2 separate regions of the Homo sapiens genome follow, and region 2 is linked to region 1. A link is a loop called in an ENCODE intact Hi-C map of the cell type or tissue named here. Cell type or tissue: dorsolateral prefrontal cortex. All regions are shown on one strand. Each heading gives the region's core, and the rest is flanking DNA. Links, peaks and the distances in the headings are about the cores only.

Region 1 (2,914 bases), core at 149-2,648:
TGCACAAATTGTACAGCATGTGTGTTTGAGCAACATGAAATGTGGACACCTTGAAAAAAGAACAGGATAACAGCAATTGTTCAGGGAATAAGAGAGATAACCTTAAACTCTGACTGCTGGTGAGCCAGGCAGAACAGAGCCATATTTCTCTTCTTTCAAAAGCAAATGGGAGAAATATCGCTGAATTCTTTTTCTCAGCATGGAACATCCCTGAGAAAGAGAATACGAGCCAGGAGGTATAGGCTTATAAACAGCCCCCCTCCAGGTGCGCCTGTCTCTTATGGTCGAGACTGCAGGGGTGAAATAGACCCCAGTCTCCCACAGCGCTCCCAGGCTTATTAGGAAGAGGAAATTCCCGCCTAATAAATTTTGGTCAGACCAGTTGATCCTAAAAACCCTGTCTCCTGATAAGATGTTATCAATGACAATGGTGCCCGAAACTTCATTAGCAATTTTAATTTCGCCTCGGTCCTGTGGTCCTGTGATCTCACCCTGCCTCCACTTGCCTTGTGATATTCTATTACCTTGTAAAGTACTTGATGTCTGTGACCCACACCTATTTGCACACTGCCTCCCCATTTGAAAATCCCTAATACAAACTTGCTGGTTTTTGTGGCTTGTGGGGCATCACGGAACCTACCGAAATGTGATGCCTCCCCCGGATGCCCGGCTTTAAAATTTCTCTCTTTTGTACTCTGTCCCTTTATTTCTAAAGTTGGCCGACGCTTAGGGAAAATAGAAAAGAACCTACGTGAATATTGGGGCAGGTTCCCTGATACTCAGTGGCGTGGAGATGTAACAAGCCTGGATGTGTGAGTGATGATCAGGCCAACAACAGTCTGTATTTGGAAGAAATATCAGATGTGAATGTTATGACCTAGGAAGCAATGGAAGTGAAAAATTATTCTTTTTGCCTTCAGACTCAATATTTTGTATATTTGAAAATTTGTCAACACAAAAAATACTAAGTTGTATACTGATTTGTTAAAAGCAGCAGCATGCAGTTAGGATGATATCTTTGGGGAAATGGCAGAGACCATCCAACATTCTGATTCTCCACTGCATCCAATTTTCTACTCTCAAAATGAACCCCATGCTCACCATCAACGGGATTGAATTTGAGCTGCTGAGAATTGGTAATAACCCCAAATTATCTTCAATTCTGTGAAATGGAATTTTAGACCAGCCTGTGACTGAAGCCACTGGGCATTACAGTGCCTTCGCTTTGTTCAACTGCCGCATTGTTTCTCTCTGCAAGAGAGGAAGGAAGGCTGGAGTACAGCTGAGCTTTCTGGCAGGCACTGGTGGAGTTACTCATTAACCTTCCCCATTCTTTGTAACTGGTGGCCTTAGAAGAGGGTTCAGGGTTATGTGTTTGGAACACGAGTTAGTATAAATGGTTCTGAAGCACTTGATTCAGACTGTGCTTTAAAAAATAGGAAAGAAAGTAGAAAGAACAGCTGATGGTTTGGAAGGGAGCCACCAAGCACCAAGAGGTGTGAGTTCTGAATCCGTTTCTCAATCTTAGCTGCAGGGCATTGGCTAAAGAGGAAGGTGAAAACTGCTGAGTCACTATCAAATCAATTGGTTTTTCTAATCCCCTGAGAGAAAAAGTACAGAGTTTATTGCAGCTTTAAAATGCCATGCCCCTCACGGCCAAAGGCATCTGAATTAAGGAAGCAGTATTCACAGCTGCTTTCTCCAGACATTGAGCTCAAGGACAGAATCTGAACTCTGCTTTTATCAGCTGCGAAAATCCAAGCATTCATTTCCAGCTGGTTCAGTGCCTATGTAAAAGTATACTGTGTACAAAAATAAGATTAAAAAGCTAACATTAAGCAAGTGTGTTTGTATGTTTTCTACAGTTCGGATTTCTGAATAATTTGATCCGACAGAAAAATATGATTTCATTTCTTTTCGAGAGAATTATATGCATACTTTCTAAATGCAAGAATAAATTCCTGAGCTCCATGTGACTTCAGTACCATCAGCTCTTTGGCAGCTTATGAGTATACAGCTTTTTAATTCTCACCTGGTCCCCAGGATATGGTTTACTTGTCAGAGTAGTTTTATGAGGTGCTTTCTCCTGACTCTGATTCTAGGTAACACCTGATGAGATGAACAGATGGTGCACCTCACTTCCTCTTACTGGGCATGAAGGAAAGAGAGAGAAGTCAGGGTAGAGATGAAACTACTGCTACATTTTTTTTTTCTGTGGAAAAAGAGTCTAATATTTCTAATTAACCTTGATGGGAACATAGAACATAGATTGTAAAGGGAACTTGCACATTATCGCAGTAGGCTGAATAATGGCTAATGGCTCACTCTGAAAGATATGTATGGCTTAACCCCTGAAACCTGTGAGTATTATCTTTTCTAGCCAAACAGACTTTTGCATATATAATTAAGGATCTTGGGATGGGGAGATATCCTAATTATTTGGGTGTATCCTAAATGTAATCACAAGTGTCATTATAAGAGGGAGGCAAAGGGAGATTTGACTTATAAGAGGAGAAAATGTGACGTGATTACAAAAGCAGAGATACATTTTTTTGAAGATCGAGGAAGAGGCTACAAACCAAGGAATGTGGGTAGCCTCTAGAAGAGGAAACAGAATCCATGGAAAAGGCAGGAAAACACAATCTCTCATAGAGTCTCCAGAAGAAACAGCCACACTGACACCTCGACTTTAGCCCAGTGAAACCGATTTCAGACTTCTGACCTCCACAACTTCAAGATAATACATTTGTGTTGTTTTAAGCCAATAAATTTGTGGTAATTTTTTACAGCAGCAAGAGGAAATCAGTTACGTAGAATAGTAGGTCCTGTCTCTGGCTAATCATTAGAATCACTCCAGAAGCTTGTTACATACAGACCCAGAGCCAGTGAATCAAGGATTTGGTGGTGGGGCCCA
Region 2 (2,914 bases), core at 174-2,673, 110 kb before region 1:
GGAATACAGCAGTGAACAAAAGAAACAAAAATTCCTGCACTCATGGAGCTTACCTTCTGGTGGGGAAAACACAAGCAATACATAGGTAAGGTACAAAATGTAGGAAACACAGGAGAAAGGCAAGAAGGAAGGATGAGAGGAATGAAGAAAGAAGGAAGGAAGGAGGGAGGGAGGGAGGAAGAAAAAAAGAAAGAAAGAAAGAGAAAGAAAAAGAAAGAAAGAGAGAGAGAGAAAGAAAGAAAGAGAAAGAAAGAAGGGAAGAAAGGAAGAAAGAAGGGAAGAAAGGAAGAAAGCAAAGGACATTCATAAACATTTAACCCAGTAAAAACACTGTTGGCATTTTGGTGTATGTCCTTACAGACTTTTCATCATATGCACATGCCATTTATCTTGCCATTTAGAGGACTTCCAGGTAATAGTCCTCACATAAATGTGCAGGATGCTGCTGACCAAAGTCCTGTCCTCTGAAGCATGAAAGGAGAGGCTCTGCTTTCCTCTCTGCCTGCTTCCCTCCTCCCGCTCCTTTCTCTTCTGTATTAATTGCACTACTAGGCCCTTGGCCTTGGACACAGAGACTTCTGCTGCATGTTAATTAGGCACAGCACCAGCTGACCCTGCTCACTGGGAAGTTCTATGTCAGAGTTCTGTTGCATACTGACCTTTAATAGCCTTAATGATTTAATCATTTTATAGATTGAAAACACTGAGGTCCAGAGACGTTGTGACTTGTCTGAGTTCTCACAAACGATAAACGGAGGCAAGAGTCTGAAATGCTTCGTGCTCCAGCGCCTGAGAGCTCTGGTTTGGCCCCTTCATCTGCCGTGCATTTCACCTTCCTTTCTTATTGTGCCAATATAGTAAAAATAATTTTTTTTCTAACACTAAGCTATTATTTTAAGTTTCTGTTTTCTAACAGGTACAAACTGGTTAGACTCGTCCTGGCTTAAGTGACCGTTAATTTAGTAAATCTCCTTGGATTTTGTGACTGTTACGCTAAAAGCCTTAAAAATAAATGTAGTAAGAAGCTGCCCTTGGGTCCAGCAGAGAAGAAGATAAAATTGGATCCTTTTCAAAGCCAGTGTTTACACTCAGATGCCTCTGGCTTTCTCATTTACTTTAATAAGCTATTTCACGAGGTAACTTTATCTTTACAGATACTTTTTTTTTTCTGAAGGAGAGATGGTTTTTAGCAGAGAGCAAGGAACTTAAAATCAAGAGGTTTGCGCTCTAGTCCCAATTCTGCTCAGTAACCCTAGACCAGTCACCTGCCCTCTGTGAGCCTAAGACTGGATGAGGGGTTTCTAAGCTGTGGTCAGTGGGGCCTCAGGATTTCCATGACGTATTTCTGGGCTACTGCTGGAGACCTACAGTGAAGGCTCAGAGGCTGCCGTCCCAGAACCACACTGCCCCCTTGTCTCCCTCCCTCCCCTACTCAGAGCAGCTCTCCTTTTATTTGTTTTAAAGGGGAGAGTCTGCATAAGATTTTATTTAAAAGAAAAGTTCTGCTGTTGTTAGTATATAAAAATCACCAGAACAGTTAGATGATCTGAAAGATCTTTTCCAGCTCTAACATTCTGGGGTGTCTGAGTTTAAAGATCGGCTCTTGCTTTACTTTTTTAGCTACCTCTTTGCTCCACGGACATGCAAACCAATCATCTCTAAATTATAAATATTCTCTCTGCTGCCCCCAGCTGACTGCTAGCTATGTATTATGCTGGCTGTAAAGATCCTGGAAATGAGCTTGTCTGCTACTCCTGCCCTAATAGTGTTGTGACCAGCAGGGAAGAACATTTGTAGCAGTACTTATTTGCTGATCAGGGATTTTATTTTTTTTTTAAGCTTGCATTTGCTTTAACCGCTTAGGAAAAACAGTTCCAGAACTATCCCCAGCCCTGACCAGCACAGCAGCATCCTCATTCGTATGCTGCTGCTTTGTCTGGCAAAAGGCATTCTACCATGCCATTCCTAACCGCTCCCCACTGTGGTAAGCAGCTATTCGGATTGGATCCCACATCCTCTCTTGGATATTTTGTTTTTCAGGCTGTCTGTCTTACTGCATGCTCCCAAAGTTTCCTCTGAAAGCTAGTGATCTTTGGCTGCCACTGCAGTCCGGCCAGGCCTGAGCCAGGCTGTGCCTGCCCAGCCCTACCTAGAGCACCACAGACCTTTCTGGTGCTGATTTATTTCACACGCACTGTGCCTGCTTTGCCCAGAGTAGAGCAAGACCAATTTTTCCTTTACAAATACATGATTTAAACTTTCATCAAAAATTAACTGGTGCTAAAAGCAGACAAAGACAAATCAGCATTTTCTACTCACTACATGTCAGTAAGGTTCAAGAATTTGCTGCTAGATGTGTAAATCAGGATATAGGATGGGAGAAGCAAACACTGATCACACTCTGAGTGTTCCTTACCTCCCTTCATCCTTATAATAACCCTCCTAGGTAGATATTCTCATCTCCATTTGTTAGAGGAAGAAACAGGCTGGGGGAGGTAGAATAACTTGTGTAGACACACAGTTAGGAAGTGGCAGATGCAGGAATTGAACTTGTTCTATCTGGCACCAAATGCCTTGTTCTTTCCACGACACCATGCTGCCTTCTTGATGAGCATGCTGACTCATTTGGGAAGTTATGTAAGCTTGCAAATCACATTGAGATTCCCAGATAATGTGACTGCATAAAGAAGAACAAGGTGCTGCCACGAGTGGCTTTGGTGCAGTGACAGAAACACAGGGGAGAGGCTCTGCACTGTCGAGAAGGGGTCAGCAAAGCTGTTGAGAGGAGATGGGCTGCACCAGTGGGCCCCAAACCACAGGCAATCATTTATCTCTTCCCTTCCCAACCTGTTCTGCAAATAAACAGATTTTAATTATAAATATATGAATAAAGCTATCTATCCATTTAATTCAC

The links. A loop is a pair of places that touch in the nucleus more often than their neighbours do. Peaks named below come from ENCODE experiments on the same cell type or tissue, not always from the same donor. Only the 100,000 strongest peaks of a DNase experiment are listed, where the experiment ranks them.
Region 2: it touches region 1 in a loop (3-fold over the local background); 3 of 110 quality-filtered maps call a loop at or near these places.

What each region holds. Positions count from the first base shown.
Region 1 is chr3:120,677,153-120,680,066 of GRCh38, forward strand. The region is part of intron 1 of HGD (homogentisate 1,2-dioxygenase); the gene reads right to left. Among named protein-coding and RNA genes, the nearest start is that of HGD, 3.6 kb to the right of the region's middle. RefSeq lists an enhancer at 1-805. In dorsolateral prefrontal cortex, for the core only: no CTCF peak of the experiment used is centred there; a DNase peak (open chromatin) is centred at 1,249; H3K4me3 peaks cover 920 bases; H3K27ac peaks cover 1,952 bases.
Region 2 is chr3:120,566,208-120,569,121 of GRCh38, forward strand. No RefSeq gene overlaps it. Among named protein-coding and RNA genes, the nearest start is that of NDUFB4, 29 kb to the right of the region's middle. In dorsolateral prefrontal cortex, for the core only: a CTCF peak has its summit at 1,663 (motif pointing left); a DNase peak (open chromatin) is centred at 577; H3K4me3 peaks cover 889 bases; H3K27ac peaks cover 2,500 bases.